2 separate regions of the Homo sapiens genome follow, and region 1 is linked to region 2. A link is a contact called in ENCODE Hi-C or POLR2A ChIA-PET data. All regions are on one chromosome and are shown on one strand. The core of a region is the stretch at or near the end of the contact, and the rest is flanking DNA. Distances in the headings are between cores, read along the strand shown.

Evidence for each region. Hi-C counts contacts between places; a loop is a spot of excess contacts on that map. ChIA-PET counts read pairs that join two places held with the same protein, here RNA polymerase II (POLR2A).
Region 1: a loop to region 2 is called in a map of ovary, with 16 times the contacts of the local background. The contact joins the promoter of PCBP4 here to the promoter of KLHDC8B in region 2. A Hi-C loop is called at or near these places in 1 of 168 maps with a recorded cell type or tissue (ovary). POLR2A ChIA-PET finds 5 or more read pairs at or near these places in 1 of 52 experiments (H1).

What each region holds. Positions count from the first base shown.
Region 1 is chr3:51,964,816-51,969,533 of GRCh38, forward strand. PCBP4 (poly(rC) binding protein 4) reads right to left here and starts at 2,639. Exons shown (of 14, transcript NM_001174100.2): 1 at 2,511-2,639. ABHD14B (abhydrolase domain containing 14B) reads right to left here. Exons shown (of 4, transcript NM_001146314.2): 4 at 3,700-4,718. The coding sequence ends at 4,611. RefSeq lists enhancers at 918-1,481, 1,482-2,043, 3,170-3,733, 3,734-4,295 and silencers at 2,329-2,598, 2,699-2,808, 2,819-3,098, 3,129-3,208.
Region 2 is chr3:49,170,275-49,175,613 of GRCh38, forward strand. KLHDC8B (kelch domain containing 8B) reads left to right here and starts at 1,324. Exons shown (of 6, transcript NM_173546.3): 1 at 1,324-1,411; 2 at 2,362-2,871; 3 at 3,965-4,129; 4 at 4,468-4,692; 5 at 4,788-4,889; 6 at 5,331-5,339. The coding sequence starts at 2,496. RefSeq lists silencers at 850-1,019, 1,240-1,339.

The sequences.
Region 1 (4,718 bases), core at 1,389-3,888, 2.8 Mb after region 2:
GATAGCCAATCATCTACAGTTGGGAGAGGAGGAGGGGAGTGGGAAGCCTCAGGTGAGCATCCTGGGGTCCACAAGTTCCAGCCTCTGGCTTCTTGATTCAGATCTGCCACATAGACAAAGTGCCAGGAAGGGAAAGGCAGCTCTGACAAGTTGGCAGGTGCCAGAAATGCTACAGCTTCCATACACCATCATTAGGCAGCCCCCAGGAGTCTTCGGAACCAAGGGAAACCAAGTCAAGCCCGGGCCCAGGCTGGGCTCCAGGAGAAAGGCCACAGCCTCATGGTACCCATCCCCTCACTCTCTCATCTACATTGAGAAAGGCCTCTAGCTTCCAATCTCCATGCTGAAAACTGTATGCTTACTCTGCTGCTCAACAGCCACCCATGGCTGCCCAGTCCCCAAAGAATAAAGCCTGAACTCCACAGACAGGCCATCAAGGACCTTCATGATCCAGCCCCTGTCTCTCTTGTCTCATCTCCACCCCATCCTTCACACATGCCAGGCTGCAGAACACACTTAGCACCTCCAGCCCTTCGGGCCTTTCTCCAGGCTTACCTCAGCTCAAAACGCCCATCCTCCCCACTCTCTGTCAAAATCCTTCTCAAACGCCACCTCCTCTGTGAAGCCCTCCGCAGGCTTCCAAGTCAGATGTGATCACTCAGGCCTCTGTGCCCCTCAAAGATGTTGCTGCAACTCAAAGAAGTCCCCGCTGGGCATTTCTGAGCCTGTCTTTCCACTATACACAGAGCTCCAGAAAGAGGAAATTTGAGACAAGACCAGGGTCAGTGTGCAGGGAGAAGAGTTAAGGTTCATGGGGCCTGGGGACATTTGGAACCAAAGATGGGGCTGAGGGTCCCGGAGGAGTAATGAGAGTAGAGTGAGAAGACCCAGACATGAGGGCCAGCCACATGGGCAGAGGTAGGACCTGCCTGGACAGGATTCCTGGTTCCTTTCTCAGCATCCCCAGCCCTACTCCTGCCGTTTTACCAGGACTAGGAGCTCCCTAGGTATGCTGCTGGGGTGGGGGATTTGGGCTGTGCTTTAGGTTTTCAGAGGGTGGGAGCAGAGTGGGTCTCCTCATGGAAGAGGGGGACTGGAAGAAGGGCTGGGGGGTGGGGTACGTTTCACAGAGTCGAGTTGGGCTCAGCCTGTCACAGCTGGAAAGGTCTTACCAATCACAAGAGGGGCTCGCGGCCCAGAGAGGAAGGGAAATGTTTGTAAGGCTACATGGGAGACAACTGGCAGAGCTGGAGAACCCAGGGGTCTACCTGTGCAGCTCAGAGCTCTTTCCTCAAGATGTCAGCGCCACTGGGCAATGGTGATGGAGGCTGGAGGGGCAGCAGTGATGGGAGTAGGGAGGGTGGACAGCCTGTCTGGGGACACAGGGTGGGGCAAGCCAGCCTCCTCGTGGCCTGGGCCTGCCAGGGTGTGTGGGCTGCCTGCTCCCAGCCCCCCACCCTGAGCATGCAAGAAGAACAATCCCCTTGTGTTTGGGCAGCCTGAGCCTGCATGCTGATGAAGGCTAGGGGGTGGGGGCTGGGATGGGGGTGCCCTGGAGGTTGAGGGGGCTCCAGGACCTGGGAAGACCAGGGGATTTTTTCAGATGGGGAAAGAATAGGGTCCCAGGTACTGGTCCTGAGGCAATGAGGGTGACCCAGGGAACAGGGAGGGCAGGAGCTCAGCTCCTAGGGAGTTCATGGATTGTAAGAGCCTTTGTGGCGGAAGGCAAGCCCCTGGGGACACATGTCCTGCTGGTTCAGCACGAACATGAGCATCCTGGGCTTGGTGGGGAGAAAGGAATGCAACTGGCCCTGGGTGCATCATCACCTTGGAGACCACTCCCCTGGGTGCTGGGGCCGGGTGGGGCACTGGGTGCCACAGGTCTCAAGATGGCGGGCCAGGGATAGGGGAGAGAGGAGGCGGGCACCTCCCTCTCCTGGCCAGGCAGGCATGAGGGCCAGGCTGAAGTGAGTAGCAGAGCCTCCCACCCCCACCCCCCAGGACCCCAGCCAAGAAGCTAGGTCAGAGCTGAAGGGCTGAAGAGCTATGGGGCAAGAGGGACCACTCTGAGCCCCCAGCTGTCATCTCCATACACCCCTGGCCTGGAGGTCTGTATCTGGCTCCCCCAACGACTGCGGAGGATGGGAAGGAGTGTGTGCCCAGCCAGGAGCTACAGGGGAGTGGCAAGTGAGGGCAGAGATGGAGCAGAACCAGAACCCAGGGCAGGAGTCAGAGAGAGGAGCAGGCGCAAAGGACAGAAACAGCGAGTGGGATGGGGGCCTCAAATCTGGGATCTAAGGTCCAGGAAGCCCCTCCCTGGTGCCAAGGGCGCCTCTGGCAGACCAGCGCCTCCCACCTGTGCAGGCCTCAGCGGTGTGGGACAGAGAACGTGTTCCTCGCAGTCTCACAAACCTGCGACCCCAACCGAGGGATCTGGGCGCGGGCTCCCTGCCCCCGGGCGAACCCCCAAACTTCGCGGCCCGCCGTGCCCCGCCCGGCCCGCGCCCTACCTCGCTGGGGCTGTCCTGCGGCGGCGGCGGCGGCGGCACGGCGGCTGGGCCGCTCAGTCCCACATTGTCCCCGGGAGAGGCGGCCGCTCACAACTGCGAGTGACATCAGCTGCGAACAATGAGGGGTTTGACAGGCGCGGAGCCCGGCCGGCCCGGAGCCCGGCTCCGCGCCCCCCCCCCACCCCCCGGCCCGCCCGGCCCGGCCCCTCCCCGCCCCCTCCCCGGATCCGATTACAGAGCGGCGGGCCCGCCCCAGCCGCCCCAGTGCCGCAGCCGCCCGCCCCGCCCCGCGCGCCGCGGTGCGCCCCGAGCGGCGGCCGCTTCCTGGAGGGCTCGGGCGACCCTTCCCCTGCCACTCCCAGAGCCCCACGGGTTGGGGGTAGGGGCGTCCGGCCTGAAGCCCGGTCCCCAGCCACGGCCTTCCCCGCACCGCCCGCGCTGCGCCCGGCTCCAAGCCCCTCCGCTCCCGCCAGGCCAGTCCTTCCGGCCCGGGCCGCCCGCCCGGCGCCTCTGCCGAGCCCCCTGCACCCCCATCCCCGCCTTGGCCCCGCCAGCCCCGGCTCCGCCTCGCTCCCGGCCCGCGTCCCTCCGAGCTCCGGCTGGGACCCTGCGCCCCGCCTAGCTCCCGGCTCTGCTCGCTGCGCGCCATCCTCCGCTCGGGCTTGCGCCCACCAAGACCCGCTCTCCTCGGCCACCCACAGCTGCATGGCCCGGCCCTCGTCCGCGCAGGACAGGCTGGAGGAGGGGCCTGAGAGCCGTGTGGCCCTGTGCACCCGATCCTGTGATAACCCCAAATCTACCCCCGGAATTCCTTTTGGGGATAGGGTCGCAAGGAACGGGCTCCGTTGAGTCTTTTACTGGGGAAGGGATACTAGTGGGGGTGATGAACTGTTCTCAAGTCCGCTGGGCACCCCCCGCCCTCGGGGAAGCAACTATTCCTTCCCCCCCACTCCTCCATAATCGGCTCAGCCTGGTCCCACTGACCTCCACCTCCCCCCACAGCTGAGTCTCTTGGCACCTGGGTATGTGTGGGTGGGGAGGGGAATCCAATCTCCCTTCCTCTCCATCTGGCCTGGTGGACAAAGGGCAGGGGGACCATCTGGTCCCGCCGGGGTGGGGGAGGGGCCCACAGTGTTGGTCCCAGGGGTGGGGGAGGGGCGGCGCTCTTTAGAAGCAGGAGCCGGTGGGGTCTAATTGCATCACTTTATTTCACCGACCTCCACTCTGGCTCCCACCCCACAAGCCTCAGAGCAGGAAACAAGCTTGGCTGAGATGCCTCAGGCCTGGTAACCTGAGGTGTAGAGCACCCAGAAGGAAGGGTAAAAGCAGGGGGCAAAGCGGTGGCCCTCCCTTTCTGGGGGTCACTTCTGGGCTGGGGCCAGCTGAAACCTGTGTCCAAGTAGCTTTCAGGGCTGGCCACACCCTAAGCCTTGCAAAAGGGCCTCCTGCAAGGGCTGGCCCATGGGGTCCCCACCTTCCCAGCCAGTGAGGTTAGCATGGTTAGGAGTCCACATGTGTGCAAGTGCTTGTGTGGAGGCTCATGTATGCATGTGTGTATATGCAAAGCTGCACATGACAATGTGCATGCCAGTCCAGAGTTAGATGTACCTATGCAGTTGCCCTCAAGCGAAGGGTCATATTTGGAAACAAGGATGGCTCTAAACATGTAAGCGTGCATGTGGGCATGTATGTATCTGGGGCCTAAGGAGGTGGGGAAGTGGGTGTTGGGGTAAGGGCTGGCCTTCAGGGCATTTGCAGAAGGAGGAGTGGGTGGGAGGGAAAGGCTGGGCAGAGCAGGGGAAGGAGTGAAAGCCAGGCAGGAAAGTGGAAGAACAGGAGAAGCTCATGTAATGGATTACCCTCCACAGGATTATGTTCCTTGATTCCTGAGAGTTTTTTCTCTTGATTTTACCCCCTCAGTCTATCACTGCAAGAGAAAGAGGTAGAAAAGACAAACAGACCACAAAAGACAAGAACCCAGACATATAGACAGACGCACCTGTTGCATGTGCATGAGCCAGAGCCTGGGAGAGAAGAGAGAGCGTGCAAGAGAGAGCTCAGAGCAGGCAGGCAGCCCACCCCCTGCAGCAGTGCTGGGCTTCACTGGAGCCCCTGCAGGAAGTCCAGCAGCCCTGTATGCCACTCCTCTGGTTTGTCCAGGTAACAGGGGTGCCCCGCCCCCTTCATGATCAGCACCCGGTGGTTGGG
Region 2 (5,339 bases), core at 74-2,573:
CGGTCATGCGGGAGGGTCTACCCATAGACTTCTGGGAAGGCCAGATGTGAGGGAGGCCAGGGAGTTAATAGGTAATGCCCCCAAACAGCTCTCAACCCATGACTAATGGAGATTTGAGAATGAGTATCTCAGCTCCCCTTGTTCTTGGGGGCAGCAATGATGTAAGGCCTATGTTCTACGCTGGCTCCCAGAATCCCCAGCAGGATTTGGTCCCAATGGCCCACAGTGGTAGCTTGCTTGATGACACTTCCTTTATTGGCTGCTTTCCTTGTCTCCTTGCCACTGCTGGTGTTTCTTGGCCTCACCTCCCATACTAACTATATGCATGTATATCTTTGTCCAGGTCTGCTTTGGGGGAAACTAAGATAAGCACTGTCCATGAAAGGGGGACAAGGCAGTGAGCAGACACAGACAACTGCAAGGACCTCTTCCCACAGGTACCACTGACCTGTACAAATGGGCCCTCAGCTTGAAGACTTAGCTAATACTCTGAATGCTCAGAAGATAGGCAGGGCCAAGGTCTGGGCCTGAGGTAGGTGGGCCCCTGTCACACTAGTTTGCTCTTGCTTGACCCCAGAATTGGTTAGAGGCAAGCTCAGGATACTAAAAATTGATAGTTATAATGTGCCTTGGGTCCCAGAGTAGCCCAGGTCTCTCAGGCCCTACAGGATGAGGCCAGAGTGACCCACTGGGAGGTCCCCTGGCCTCTGACTCTTCCAGCACATTCTCTGCTCAGTATCACTCCTTCCAGGAATTCTCCCCACCCAGGTTTGTAGAAGGGCCAGTGCCTTCTGTTCCTCCACCCCCGCTAGCCTCAGTGTACACTGTAAGACCTATTCCTGCTTTATGCCCAGGTAAGGGCGCCCCAGGCTGCCCCCACACGACAGAGGCCCAGGCCATGTCCCCAGTGGCCTCCAGGGGGCGCCGCCGGGAAGCCTGTAATTGGGCTCCTGGGAGCTCCGCGGAGGTGGGCAGGCGCCGGCCCCTCAAGCCCTCGGGTTCGGCTGGCCTGCTCGACACAGCCTGCGCACCCAGGCTGGGTCGGGCTCAGAACTGCCCCTTGCCATACACGTGTTGTGTCGCTCGCCGCTGCCTCATTTCTACTCTTGCCCGAGGTCGGACGCTAAATTCTGTCAGGCCCAGTGTCCAAGTGTCCGTTTATCTGTCCGTTTGCATATGACCGTAGATCGGCACGCCCTGCTCCAGCTGCGGCATGTGCAGGGTTAAGGCGAGAGGAGGTTTCCCTGAGTCGGAGGGGGAGGGGGGCGAGGGGCGGACCTGGCCCAGCCCCGCCCCGCGCCGGAGCAGTGCCGGAGCCCCGCCAGAGCCCGACTTCAGCCCCAGCCAGATCCCGCGTCAACGGAGGCGGAACGGCGGACCCCGTACCCTGGCAGCATCGGAGCACCGGCGGGTGAGTCCCGCGGGAACCGCGCTCAGGGGAAGTTTGGGGCGCGGGGTGTAGAACCCCAAGCGCGTTAGCCCAGACCCGCCCCCCACATCCTTGAGCTGGAAGTTTGGGGCCAAGAGGCCCTCCTGCCAGGGGTCCAGGAGTGTAGCCACCAAGAGAAAGGGGTGGCTGGAGAACTTGGGGATCTCCTGCGAGGGAACCCAGAAGTCCAGCTGCCCATTCCTGGTGGAAACGCCCTGGACTCAGACCCTGGAGTCCTGTGGTCATGAGATTTCTCCAACGGCCCCCCGCCCCAACCCCACTTCTGGACACCAGGGAATCTGGCTTCTGGGGGGGTTTGGAATGGGCAAACTCCTGAGGGGGGACCTCGAGAGGAGAGTGTGGAACCCTGGTGTTTAGTCCTCCCCCTAGTCTGAAACACACCCTGACTCTGGTCTTTTACTAGTGGGAATGGTTTAAATTAACCCTGTGGAATGGCCCCCAGGATGTTGTAAGGATACTCTGGAGTCTGACCCCTGACAGCAGGCGTGGGGACCCCCAGGCTGCCCAGGGCACCCTGGAAGCCAGTAAGGACTCCCCTCATGCAGGACCAGCGTGAGGCTTGTTGAGGGGAAAGGAAGGGTCCTGGATGGAGAGTCCTGTTCTAGTCACCTTACTACTGCCCTCCTAGACCCAGATTTGACCCAGTTGCTGAGTGGTTTGGGTAGTGGGTGAGAAGGAGAATCCTTCATGCCTCCATGGGAAAGGGGAAAGGCTCCTGGGTACCTGGGGCCTGCCCTCCTTCCCACTCCAGGAGGGCCTCCACAGTGGTGTGCTAGCCAGAGGGGTTGGGTTCTCCCCCTGCCTTTCCCACCAGTGATTTTGGGCCAGCCCTGCCCTTAGCTACAGGCTGCTTATTTGTTTCCTGAGGGGCCGGTCAGTGCCCTGACCCCTGTTTTCCCTCTTTCCTCCAGGTGAAGGCAAGGTCCCTGGACTGGTCATATACCTCTTGTGGCCCTGGCAGAATCAAGATGAGGCCCTGTCATGCCTCCCCAGTGAGGCCTACAGTCTGAGCAGACAGCATGGCCTGCCACTGGCAGTGAACACCATGTCTGCAGGAGGTGGCCGGGCCTTTGCTTGGCAAGTGTTCCCCCCCATGCCCACTTGCCGGGTCTATGGCACAGTGGCACACCAAGATGGGCACCTGCTGGTGTTGGGGGGTTGTGGCCGGGCTGGACTGCCCCTGGACACTGCTGAGACACTGGACATGGCCTCGCACACATGGCTGGCACTGGCACCCCTGCCCACTGCCCGGGCTGGTGCAGCTGCGGTAGTTCTGGGCAAGCAGGTGCTAGTGGTGGGTGGTGTGGATGAGGTCCAGAGCCCGGTAGCTGCTGTAGAGGCCTTCCTGATGGATGAGGGCCGCTGGGAGCGTCGGGCCACCCTCCCTCAAGCAGCCATGGGGGTTGCAACTGTGGAGAGAGGTGAGTGGCCTCCCAAGGAAGGCACTTCAGGTACCCTAACACCTTTTATTATTTCCTGACTTAGTCCCTTACCCTCAGAGACTGAACAAGAGCTGTAATTTTTACATGGGTGCCCAGGATGTGGCCTTGTCCCCTGTATCCTTTCCAACCTAGATTTGAGCTGCTGCCTTCTATTAACTGCCTTTTCTGGCTAAGGTGGGAGGCAGAGCCCAAGCCGATCCCAGGATGATGGGAGACCCCAGCCATGTTCCTGCCCCACTCCTCATTTCTAAGAGATGGGGGTGGGATGGCCTAATGACTCCCAGGGTTATAAATAGTCTGGGGTGGGGGAGAGGAGTAGGGCCTTGGCTCAGAGCCTGTGCTTAGACTTCCTGCCCCACCCCCAACCCTTCCCACACGCCAGGGAGCCTGATATGGACAAAGGCCAAGCTGATCTGGGATGGTTGCCATGGAAGCCCCCAGCTGACTGGCCCATTACCCTAAGGCCCCCAGACATGTCGTAGCTGACTCTGAGGGTTTAACAGAGGGCAAGAACCTACTATAATGAAAGAGTGTCACACAGAGGTGCTGGCAGGGATCCTGGGGCAGAAGGCTTGTGGACAGTATCTTTACCCAGCAGACCCAAGCCATTCCTCTCCCAGCCCCATCTCCAACTCCAGCTGGTCCCCAGTCCTCCTCCCCAGACTGAGCTCTGTGCTAAGCAGATCCCCATGTTTCTTACCCCTGGCTTAAGCCATCCCCCCATCTTCCTCCCCGAGGGGAGTCCCCACCTTGTGGCCTCCAGGTCTGACCACCAGCCCAGGCCAGCCCTGCTTGGATGCCAGACTCTGTTGCCATAGCATCTCCAGGGAGACAGAGTCGGATTATAATTAGATCGGCTGCCTCCTGCTCTTTACTCGGAGGGGCCCTGGCCAGAGTAGGAATCCCAGATCTCCCAGCCCCCACTGCAGGCAGGTAGTAGAGTGTCTGTTGCTGGGGAGGGATGCTATAAACACATGGGTCTCCAGCCACCCCCAGGACTTACCAGGGCAGCTGTCAGGGTGGGGTACCCTGGCAGGCTGAGGTACAATCTGAACTACTCTTTTCTATGCAGATGGTATGGTGTATGCTCTGGGGGGAATGGGCCCTGACACGGCCCCCCAGGCCCAGGTACGTGTGTATGAGCCCCGTCGGGACTGCTGGCTTTCGCTACCCTCCATGCCCACACCCTGCTATGGGGCCTCCACCTTCCTGCACGGGAACAAGATCTATGTCCTGGGTAAGGGCCTGGGGAATGTGGGAAGGGGGCTCAGAGTCTAGAAATCCTCATCCTCATAGGTTGGCTGGGATAGGGATCAGGCTCAGTCCAGGATGGCAAAACAAGAGAAGCTTTGTTGGGGTGATCCATGCCTGCTCTGAGGCTCTGACCCCTGGTGGTCTTGCTGTGGTTGGAAAACCAAACCCCAGTACCTGAGGGACTGTAGGGTGGATGATTCATGTGCAAGTGTGCACACAGCAGGATGTGGGAGGCTGAGGCAGGCAGATTAGCAACCTAGTGAGCAAGGAGCCCACCAAGCCTCCTGGGCTCCTTCCCAGGTACCCCAATTCCATTGACAGGGGGCCGCCAGGGCAAGCTCCCGGTGACTGCTTTTGAAGCCTTTGATCTGGAGGCCCGTACATGGACCCGGCATCCAAGCCTACCCAGCCGTCGGGCCTTTGCTGGCTGCGCCATGGCTGAAGGCAGCGTCTTTAGCCTGGGTGGCCTGCAGCAGCCTGGGCCCCACAACTTCTACTCTCGCCCACACTTTGTCAACACTGTGGAGATGTTTGACCTGGAGCATGGTGAGCAGTGGCTGTTCTGGGCTGTCCTCCCGCTCTCTGTGGGATGGAGGGGCATAGTGTGTACATGACTAGATCTGACCTCCCCTCTCCTGCAGGGTCCTGGACCAAATTGCCCCGCAGCCTGCGCATGAGGGATAAGAGGGCAGACTTTGTGGTTGGGTCCCTTGGGGGCCACATTGTGGCCATTGGGGGCCTTGGTAAGTCTCTATGGGGCTGGGGAGAGGAGGGAGTCCCAAGACAGGAAAGACTAGCCCCCAGCATGTGTGTCACCTTCTGCCCATCTCCAGGCACTCCAGGGGTCAGGGCTTTGTGAGCTCTTTTCCCTATCTATGAAGTAGGCAGGATGTGGTCTGCCTGGCCCAGCACTCAGGGTGTTCCTCAGTGACTGGGGGCTCTGTCAAGCACCAGCAAGGGTCTACGAGACAGCAGCAGGACAAATGACCACTGTATGCACAGTCAAGAGAACATATAGAAACATAAATGAATGAACAAATGATGAACATAGGCAATGAGGAGCAAGGCCCTGATAGCTCATCCTGGGGTGATAACTACTGGGCTATTCTCTGGGCTTAGGGAGCAGAAGGGCCTGGAGTCCCTACGGCCTGTGCCTCTCACAGCCTTCTCTCTCCTTCTTGCAGGAAACCAGC